2 separate regions of the Homo sapiens genome follow, and region 2 is linked to region 1. A link is an interaction called in ENCODE POLR2A ChIA-PET data of the cell type or tissue named here. Cell type or tissue: MCF 10A. All regions are shown on one strand. Links, peaks and the distances in the headings refer to the core of each region. The heading gives the core; the rest is flanking DNA. Region 1 holds the start of LCE1F (late cornified envelope 1F). Region 2 holds the start of KPLCE (KPRP N-terminal and LCE C-terminal like protein).

Region 1 (5,378 bases), core at 95-5,094:
TCATCACTCTGAGACCTGTGGAGATGAGGAGTTTTCCAGAGTTTCTGGGAAGCTAGGGATGGAAAGGGGAATTCTCAAAGGACTGTGATGGGGCCATCTCCTCAGGATCCTGAACACTGTCTGTCTTTCTGGGGAAGGTCCACAACACGGCCCAACAGATCACCCCGGGAGTCCACTCTCTGGCTATCTGTCGTGTGTTTGGTGAGCAGAGGAGGGGGATAGTGTTGGCATAGATAACTGTGGCAAGTATCTTGAAAAAATACTTGCATTTAACTCTCTGTGCCTAAATTTCCGATTTTTAAACTGAGGCTAAAAATGGACCTGCTTCATAGAAATTTCAAGGATTAAATAGTATACTGTGAGCACACAGTGCCTGGCATATTGAAATTGCTCAATCAGTGACGGTTCTTCTAATATTACCCATTCATCAGAACACAGAACAATACAGAGTAAGAGATGTTCTTCAGGGAATGAGCAGATGGGAGTCACCAAGGTGGCTGAGAAGATTGTCTTTACCCTAGCAATCCAGGATGGTGGCACTCCTCTGCCACTGGTCTGAGTATCTAATGTGGGAGGAAGTGCTGAGAGAGGGCATTCTGGATCTTCTCATGTTGCTTGGACTGTGTCATGATCCTGGTCTCAAACTGAGTGGGAATTGTGGAGCATTTGTATGCATGAACAGGAGGGTCTTGTTAAAGTAAATTAAAATGGACACCAGACCTGAAGAGTCCCTGGACAGACAAAGCCAGTTAGGCCTCATAAATGACCTCAACTTTGCTTGATCTCCAAACATAAGGGAAACGTAACTTAGGCTATTTCTTGTAAACGCCTATATTAAAGAAAAATGATACTTAAAACCAACCAATCAGAAGCCACCAGCTACCTTATAATTATGCAACTAGGGACTTTCAGCACAATAGACTGAGTAAGAAAATGGTGTAACAGCAACCAATCAATAATTTTCTTCACTTTACTTTTGTGTTTGCTTTATAAAACCTTTCCTCTTGTGTTCTCTTGACAGAGCCCTCAAACCACTTCTGGGTTTCATGAATTGCTGTTTGCTCTTTAAAATAAACTCTTTAAAATTGTATCATACCTCAGTTTGCGTTTTAACAGTCCCCACATGTGGAAAGCAGAGAAGAAATGAAGTCCAGTCCCACTGCTTGATACTGGTTTCTGGACTCATCAGAGAGCGAAGAAGAAGGGAAGACTTACAGGGACCCTGCAGAAAACTGATGTCCTAGTATTTAAGGAGCTCCTTACCTTGAAGCATCTGTTAGTCCCTGTCTAAACAGCTCTGGTCCTTAGAGCTTGGAAAAAGTAGGAAAGAGATAAAAATGTCACCTTTAGCGGGAGTACTGTGAGATGTCCTCTCCTCCCTGGAGGAAGCCTTCTCAAGTTAAAACACAGGTTCCCCTGCCTTAGGGAGCCACAGGACAAGGGGAGAAGCCCAGCCCTTCTCCTCAGAAATCCCCCAGGATAGTGTAATACCCATATCCCCTGGACTCGGGAAGTCCTCACCCAAGGCCTATACGCTGCCGGTCCCTATGGAGTATCCCTGATCCCAATGCAGAGGCCTGGTAATACAGGGGTTGCAGTTTATAGGGATTCAAACTGCCTTTTCTTCAGGGATTCCATGCCAGATGGGGAAAGAGGAAGCACATCTGGGTGGTTCCAGGAGGAAAGGACACAAAAAGTCATGATAGGAGAGAGAATAGCCTGAGAATACTAATATTGAAGGATTGTAGTGTTAAAATAGTGTGAAAGTAGAGGACATATTAGGCAAGCTTCCTGGAAATGGAGGAGGCTGACTGATATTGATCCAGAATCCAAACCTCAGGACCGACAATCAGAAGGACTTCTAGAAGCACAGAGGCAGGGTGTCTTTCACAGAGTTGGACATTGTTTCCAAGCTCTTGACACCAGGGATGAACACTTGTGTGTTTGTATGTGTGTGTGTTTGGGTGTGTGTGTGTTTGCATGTGTGTGTCTGTAATTTATGACTCCATTTGTATAGGCAATGGCAAGAACAGAAACTCTTTGAGGTCCATTTGCAGAAGTGAGCTTAAAGGTTTATTTGTACTAGAGCAGTCTGCATTTTTAAAGTATAAGCTACATGGAGTCATTTTGCTATGTTTGCTGAAGGAGGGGCATGGTAAAATTCTTTGGGAGAATAGATGGGGAGAGAGTGAGGGTATCAGGAAGAAGGAGGGTGACAGCTGAGTAGGATAATGTCTGTCTTCCTTAATAACCAGGGTTATTAAGTCACCATCGCTCCACTTTGGTCCTCCCTTCCACATCTGGCCTTATGATGGAGGGTTGGGACTGCCAATCTCATTTCTCTTTGCTGGAGGTTTCCTGAAGTCTCCGCCAGTAGGCGGAGCTAGAGAGAACTTGGGAGACTGGCAGAGTGACAAGGACCAGGCTTCCTTAGATTCCCTTAGAATTCTCCAAGTCACCCCAATATTACTTCTCACCCCAGCAGGAGCAATTTATCCCTTTAGCAACAGTGGTTCCAGTGTGCAGTTTTTCCCGCTCACAAAACCAACCTTGTTGGGTTCTCATGGAGACAGACCCTAGGGCCAGCACCAGCTTGTGCCCCTCCTCAGAAGCCTGAGTCCAGACACACAGGGCCCCTCCTCTGAGCTCAGGGACCCCGGCACCCATGAGAAGGGCCCCTTTCCTAGAGGCCTGAGTTTCAATTCGTGGGCCACTGCTCCAAGTTTCTAAGTTTTGATAGTTTCAAGACACTCCCTTTACCTGCCATTGGTAGCATGGTGGCAATGACAGTTACCGCCTCCATGAACTCTTTTTGTCCTCTATTGGTCTTGTCAGTTCTCTGATGCCAAGTAAGCAAATTTTTATGTAAACTTCTGTCTATTAAAGTACATCTCATAATTCTCTTTCCTGACTTGACCCTGGCTGAGGCACTGAGGGGCGAGGGTCAGCTCTGGTGAGGACCAGGAGTTGAAGGAGTTAAGCAAGCCATGCTGCTTCAAGGCCCAGATAACCGGGTGATGGAGCTGAGATAAGACATGCTTATCCCTCTGTTCACATTTACAAGCAAGAGTAATGCAGTCTAGAAAAAGGTGATGAGCAGATTATTTGTTTTATTGTTTCATGCACAATGGAGATTGCCAAGGAAATCAGGGGAATGAGGCAAGGACTTCTATTTGGTATTCCCAGGCCAGGCGCACAGATGGAATCAGAGGTCAGAAGAGGAATTCTTGTGAGAGGGCAGATTTCTGGATTCTAGGTCGGAGGAATCTTCCAGGACAGAGTTTGAAATCTTTACTAAAATGTCCCAGCAACACAGTCAGTCCCAAGGAAGATGAAGTTGCCCCTTTCATGCCTCTAAATCTGCTCTTTTAGGCACAGGGTCCACTTCAGCAGCAGCCTCCAGAGTGCTGGCCACTGCCCCCTCCGCAGCAGCTGGAGCCCGCTGAGGGCTGGCTGCAGCAGTCAGAGCTCTGGGGTCTGTGGCGGTGGGACCTACGCCGTCTGTGGTGGCTCAGGCAACAGCCGCCTCCCCCAGAGCTGCAGCAGCCACCACCCCCAGAGCTGCAGCAGCCCCCAGAGCTGGAGCCACAGCAGCCTCCGGAGCTGACGCTGCAGCAGGAAGAGACAGGAGGGCACTTAGGGGGACACTTTGGGGGGCACTTCGGTGTGGGGCACTTGGGAGGGCACTTGGGAGTGCACTTGGGAGGGGGCTGGCACTGCTGCTGGCTCTGCTGGCAAGACATCTCGGTGGCGGGTGTTCAGGAGCTGAAGGAGGGTCAGACAGCAAGTTAGATGGAGGCAGAGGACACCCCTGCCTATTCTTGTCCTTTCTGCATTATTTCTAGATCCTTCATTTTGAAAGCCTTATATCAAACATAGGAAAATCACCTCTAATGTTTTTATCACTCTCAATGTTTACCAAGTGCTTTCATTCATGGATTCTCATTTCAAACCTTATTTGAGATGTTGTCATGCAATATATAATCTCCAAATATGTAAATAAAGTTTCTGCTCATTAAAAGCTCCTAAGTGTGGGAGAGAAGTCCAGGAAATAAATTGGCTCCGGGCCAGCATTCATTCTATCACATCACCAAGAATTCTGAAAATGTTCAATGTTGAGACCAGTTTAGAGATGAAAATCTCTTTAAGGAAAAATCAAAATAAATTTCTATTGGAAGAACTGATATATTTCAGTTTGCAGAAATAGAGAAAACTATAACCGCAAAGGATGTTGGAGTCAATTTGTTCCAACCAACTCAATATATAAATAAAGAAACTGAAGCCAAAAGAGGTAACTTCACTGGCCCAAAGTTATTCATTAACAGTCACATTTGTTCCGGGGTCCCCTGGTTCCCATCCTGGGCTCTGCCCTTTAGCACATCCTGCCTCCCCAGGCCTGTCCCCAGGCACTGTCACATGGCTTTTAAACTCCAGTGTGCACTCAGTTTTCCACTACAGATCTTCTTGTTGGCATCTAACAAGATCCACAGGTGTCTTTGATCCTTTCTTCCTCTAAGTAGCAGTGTTCTCAGCATATCTTTTCTAAAAGTGAGTATGTCTGTATTTCCAAAATTATATTCCCACTATGCAGCCCACTCTAGCAACATCCAGTGGCCAATGTGTTTATTCTCTAAAACCAGAGAAACACACTGAGCAACTGAAAACAATTTGGTTCCTCTAAATCTGTGTCATACAGCCCTTCAGATCTTACCAGTTCTTCTTAATCTCTCTCACTCCACCCCACCCCTCTACCTCCTCTTTCCAATTTTCTGCCCCCACCCCATTCCTTGCCAATCACAATTCCAGGCCCCTGAGGCCCTGCCTAGACTCTACTCCTGCCCTGGTCTGAGTATCCATCCCCTCCTTCCCTGGCCTGGGCATCCCTCTGTGGAAGCCCCTGCTCCTTTTTCCAGGGCACACTTACCAGGATCACAGGCAGCACAGGGTTCTTCAGCACCGCAGGAGGTGAGTGGATGGGATGCTCTGGCCCTGAGCCCTTTTATTCTGTCCTTGGGTGCTGCCTCCAGCGGTGAGACAGAGCCTGGGCATGAGAGGACCTGCCTCCCGACACCCACATAGGTCTTGTGACGAGTGGTGACTGGCAGTTCTGCATATACCGTCCTTCATTGGTGTTCAGGGGAGCTGCTGTCAGCTAGGAAAGAGCTTGGTGGAAATGGGGGCTTGTGGTGGGTGAAAATGGACATCATGGTTCCTGGAGTCCTCCGTGGCCTATTTCCTATGAAGATGGCTCTCTTCACAGTCTTGTAGTCACACTTATGAATTCTGCACAAACAACTCATTTTTCCTTCTATTCTAGATACTAATTTTCCATCTAGACCTTTGGGTCCATATAGCTTGGTTAAAAATCCACATGCCTG
Region 2 (5,378 bases), core at 152-5,151, 60 kb after region 1:
CTCCCAGGCTGGGATTTCACCAGCTCAGTCTGCTTGTTCATGTTCGTGCAGATCTTTCCTCTAGCTGAGAAACAAGAGTAAGAAGAGAGGGATGCAGAAGAGTGCCTGATAGAAAAGCATAAATATGGACCAAACAAACAGACAGAAATTACCACGAAATGCATTCAGAGCTTTATTCATGCCAAAGTTTGGGGACTGTACTAACTCTGGCAGGCTGCCTTGGTAGAGAAGCAAAGCACAGAGGCAAAGTGATGAGGTTCTACATCACTGGCACTAACAGAGAGGGGGCCAGAAGCTGGTGCATGTTCCAGAAGGGGTAGCGGGGCAGTGCATTCTGGAGTTGAGCTGTCGTATGTTTAGCAGCAGCAGTCATCCTCATGGTCACAGCATGCAGGACCTCGGGACCTCATGGGGATAATTCCCAAACAGCAGCACCCAGAGCTGCCACATCCACAGCTGCAGCCACAGCCCCCAGAACCACAGCATCCAGAGCTTCCCGAATTCTCACAGCAGCCAGATGATCCTGTGTTGCAGTTCTGGGGCCGCTGAATCCAGCGTCTCAGGGGACTCACCCCGAAGGTCCGGGGAGCCAGACAGCAGTAGCTGGTGGAACAGGGAGCAGAGCATGGGTCAGTGACACAGTACTGGGAGGTTGAGCCACTTGCAGGAGCTTGAACATAATAGCTCTGGCAAGGAGAAGCACCCTGGACATAGCACGTCTGGGTCTGGCAGGGAGCTGGACTTTTGATGTAGGTCATCTGGCAGGGAGCTGGGCACTTCACGTAGGTTTGGCAGGGAGTTGGGCATTTTACATAGGTTGTCTGGCAGGGAGCTGGGCACTTCACATAGGTTTGGCAGGGTGTTGGGTATTTCACATAGGTCCTCTGGCAGGGAGCTGGGCACTTCACGTAGGTTTGAGTCTGGCATGGAACTTGGTACTTCACATAAGTTTGAGTAGGGCATGGAGCAGGGCCTGTCACACAGACAGTTTGGGTCTGGCATGGAACTGGGCATTTCACAGAGGCACCATTGCTACCCTGCCCAGCCCCTAGTCCCGAACCTTTCACACAAGATGGAGGGAACTGTGGCTGCTTCTGCTGGTCACACATTGTTCTGTGGCTTTGCAAAATCTGAAAAGAAAGGTTTCATTAGAACTGTAAAACCAGGAAGGTTTCTAGGGGAAACCTTCAACATCCCCTTTGAATACAGTGATTTGCAAGCAAGGCTTTCTTGAGAAGGTTGCAGACATCCAGAGGCTGTATACTTGGCAGGAGGTGGATTCAGAGCCAGGGACTCTCAGCTCAGCTTCTGTGCCTGTACCTGGCTATGTGGCTTGGTACAAGTCATCGCTTACCTCTGGGCCTCAGTCTCTATATTGGGAAATGGAGGCTTGAAATGGTGCTGCCTGTGTTTCTACCCAACTCTCCAAGCCTCCTCTCCTCTTTCTTCAGTGTCTGCATTGTGAATTACCCTTTGGAAATTGCTGCTCCCAGATGATTGACCCCTGCCACCAGTTCTCTCCAGGGTGACTTCCCTTCTTCCTTCTGCCCAGACAAGGAATACCCAGCAAAGACAAATTTATGTCCATGGACCCTGAGCCAACATGAGCCTCAAGCTGTGCCCGGTACTGAGCAAAGAACAAGGCTAAATTTGAGCAGGTTTCTACCAGGTGCTCCTTGAACCAGCTGGACTAATCAGTTGGCCTCATTAGCACATAGACCCAAGAGAGGACTGCACAATTGCATTCAGATAAGGGGATGGGGAGCCAGTTCTCTAAAGTCCCTTCTTAAACAGGAATGCCAGCTCATCGTGTCCCCCTCCCTCTCCTCTCATGCCCCAGGCTCCAAGTTTCCCACCAGCATTGCTTTCAGCCTCCTTCAGCAGATTTCCTAAGCATCTAGTCCTCGCTCACCCTTCATCCCACAGCTCTCATCCCACCCCAGCTTCCCCAAAGCTCTGTTTCTCACCATGTCCTTATCCCGTATAGAGACTTACCCTCTTTGCTGATAGGAGCAAGACTGGAAGAAGTCAGTGATCTGAAAAACTAGCAGGTGGGGAGACCTTTTATAGGGCAGCAATGAGGCAATTTAATGGCATCTAAATGAAGCACCAGAGATCACAAGGAGAAGGGATGGTGTTGCATTGGCAAGATTCCTCCCCAGTATGCCTGGCTCCTCAGTCAGAGGCAGGGCATGTCTGTGCTTGACATTGGGTTTTCCCAAACACTAGATAAATGATTCCTGTTCCCTTCCTCAGGAAACAAGTCAGTCTCCTTTTCCTATAAGTTATGAGTGATGCCTATGTGATCTGTCTCTAATGAAGCTGTTTCCAGGTCACTTGAGTCTTCAGGACTTATCCAAGTTATAGTTAGATTCTCAATTTTTCATACACTGTGCCAAAAGCTAAGTGTAGCTCAGAGAATCAAACTAAAATTGAGAATCTAATCTAAAGCTAAGTGTAGCTTTTGGCACAGTGTATGAAAAATTGAGAATTTAACTATAGATTCACCTCACTTCACTCAGCCTAAATGAGTGTTCTGTGGGCTTCCAAGGTAACTTCTGCTGGTCTAGGTTGCTGAGCACAGTTTGGCCCAGTGGTCTCTGGCCCAATATGACACAAGACCTCCAAAAAATGGTTTGTTTCATGGAACATCAGGTTATTCTAGGTTCATTTGGAAACTGGGTGGGTGCTTAATGATCCTAGGCCCCAGGCTGGAGTCTAGACTGCCTCCCCTCAGCCTTCTCATGCCCCTTAGGCTCCCCCATTCTTACCTTTCAGGACCTCACTACCAGGCTTCAATTCCAAAGAACGCTGAGCAGGGAAAATTCCAGCCAGATGAGCACTGTGTGATAACAACAACAACAATAATAATAGAATCTAAAGTTTATTTGAATACTTTATATATAACAATTCATGAGGCAGTACATTTACAAATGGACACAACTGAGGCCCTGAAAGTTTAAGGGAGTTACCCTCATCACAAAGCAGGTAAGTAAGGAAGCTAGGCCTCAGATGCAGGAGTCTGCTTTCATAGATCATGATCTTTATTACTACAATATGTTGCCTTTTATTTCTGAACATGGCATTGTCCTTGAATCCCTGCCTGTTTTCTTTTCCACAATGCAGAAGATGTAGAAAGAGAGGTGGGAATATTATCTACTGAGCACTTACTATGTGGTGGATACTGTCCTAGGCTCTTTGCCTGTGTTATTTCATTTGATTTTGAAATAACTCTATGAGACAGGCTTCATTAGCCCCAATTTTACACAAGAGAAAACTGAGACCCAGAGGTCCACTTTTCCAAGGTCATCCCATCAGTAGGTAATGGAGTGACATTGCAACCCAAGCCTATCCAGCTCCAGAGCCCATGCTACCCCCACTGAGCTATATTGGGTCGCCCACTGAAGAAAGTTGTCTTGAGCCTAAGCCTAGCACTGGTCCAAATGTCAATTCCTTAGATAAACCAGTGCAGGCTCCACCGTGGCCCCTACGGCCTCTCAGGTAAATTGTTCTACTGTATTTGTACATAATAGATCCCCACATTTCCCAGGACCCATAAGCTTTAAGGCTTCTACATTTCCTAAACAAAGAGGATGCAAAGACCCACTAATTCACAGCCCCTCTCCCATGTCAAGCCAGGTCCTGCGAAGTCTTCCCCTGAATACTTTAAATATCTCCCCAACCCCACCTACCAGCCACCCCAATCTCTCGTAACCAGCACTCTGCTCTCTATTTCCATGAGATCAACATTTCTAGATTCCACATATAAATTAGATCATGCAGTATGTCTATCTATGCCTGGCTTATTTTGCTTAGCATAATATCTTCCCGGTTCATTCACCTTCTCACAAATGACAGGATTTCCTTCTTTTTGTGACTGAATAGTATTCTTTGTGTATATATAGCATTTTTAAACATCCATTTATCCTTTGATTTACACTTAGGTTGATTCCTTTTATTGCCTATTGTGAATAGTGCTGCAATAAATGTGGGAATGCAGATATCTCTTCAATATTACTGACTTCAATATCTTTGGATATATACCTACTAGTGTGATTGATGGATTATATGCCAGTTCTATTTTTAATTTTTGAAGACCCTCCATACTGTTTTCCACATGGTTGTACTAAATTGCATTCCCACCAATGGTGTGTTAGATTTTATTTTCTCCACATCCTTGGCAACATGTTATCTTTTATCTTCCTAATTTCACTTAACATAATGACCTCCAGTTCCATCCATGTTGCTGGAAATGACAGGATTTCATTCCTTTTTATGGCTGGATAGTATTCCATTCTGTGTTCATACTCCATTTTCTTTATTCATTTATTCACTGATGGACACTTAGGTTGATTCTGTGTCTTTGCTATTTATTGTAAATAGCACTGCAATAAACATGGGAATACAGTTATCCCTTTGATATACTAATTTTCTTTCATTTGGACAAATACCTAGTAGTTAGATTGCTGGATAATGTGATAGTTCCATTTGCAGTTTCTTGAGACACCTCTATACTGTTTCTCATAATGGCTGCACTAACTTACATTCTCGCCAATGGTGTATAAGTTCCCTTTTCTCTACATCTTTGTCATTATTTTCATTTGTTTGTTTTTTGATAATAGCCATTATTACAGGAGTGAGGTGTTATTTCATTGTGGTTTTGATTTGCATTTCCCTGGTGATTAGTGATATTGAGCATTTTTTTCTAGACATGTTGGCCATTTGTACGTCTTCTTTTGAGAAATGTATATTCAGATTCTCTGCCCATTTTTAATTGGGATATTTGTGTTCTTTCTATTGGGTTGTTTGAGTTCCTTATATATTTTGGATATTAACTCCTTATCAGATGTATAGTTTGCAAATGTTTTCTGATTTTGTAGGTTGTCTCTTTACTCTGTTGCTTATTTCCTTTTCTGTACAGAAGCATTTTAACTTGATTTAATCTTATTTGTCAGTTTCTGCTTTTGTTGTCTATGTTTTTGAGGTCATATTCAAAAAATCCTTGCCCAGACCAATGTCATGGAGCTTTTCCCCTGTTTTTTTCCTAGTAGTTTCATAGTTTTGAATCTTAAATTTACATTTTGAATTCATTTTTCAGTTGATGTTTGTATACAGTGTGAGATAAGCATCTTATTTCATTCTTCTTCATGAGGATACCCAGTTTTTTCAGTACCACATATTCAAGAGACTTTCCTTTCCCTATTGTGTGTTCTTGGCACCTTTGTCAAAGATCAGTTGATAGCAAATATATGGATTAATTTCTGGGTTCCCTATTCTGTTCCATTGGTCTATGTGTCTGTTTTTATGCCAGTACCATGCTGTTTCAGTTACTATAGCTTTGTAGTATATTTTAAAGTCAGGTAGTGTGATGCCTGTCT

What was found. ChIA-PET counts read pairs that join two places held together with the same protein. Peaks named below come from ENCODE experiments on the same cell type or tissue, not always from the same donor. Only the 100,000 strongest peaks of a DNase experiment are listed, where the experiment ranks them.
Region 2: POLR2A ChIA-PET joins it to region 1 with 5 read pairs; 2 of 35 experiments call an interaction of 5 or more read pairs at or near these places.

What each region holds. Positions count from the first base shown.
Region 1 is chr1:152,774,737-152,780,114 of GRCh38, reverse strand. It overlaps LCE1F (late cornified envelope 1F), which reads right to left and starts at 4,975. Exons shown (of 2, transcript NM_178354.3): 1 at 4,925-4,975; 2 at 3,091-3,765. The coding sequence starts at 3,743. The coding sequence ends at 3,387. In MCF 10A, for the core only: a CTCF peak has its summit at 2,384 (motif pointing right); DNase peaks (open chromatin) are centred at 2,374 and 5,054.
Region 2 is chr1:152,715,253-152,720,630 of GRCh38, reverse strand. It overlaps KPLCE (KPRP N-terminal and LCE C-terminal like protein), which reads right to left and starts at 1,109. Exons shown (of 1, transcript NM_001024679.3): 1 at 161-1,109. The coding sequence starts at 1,109. The coding sequence ends at 357. In MCF 10A, for the core only: no CTCF peak of the experiment used is centred there; a DNase peak (open chromatin) is centred at 2,190.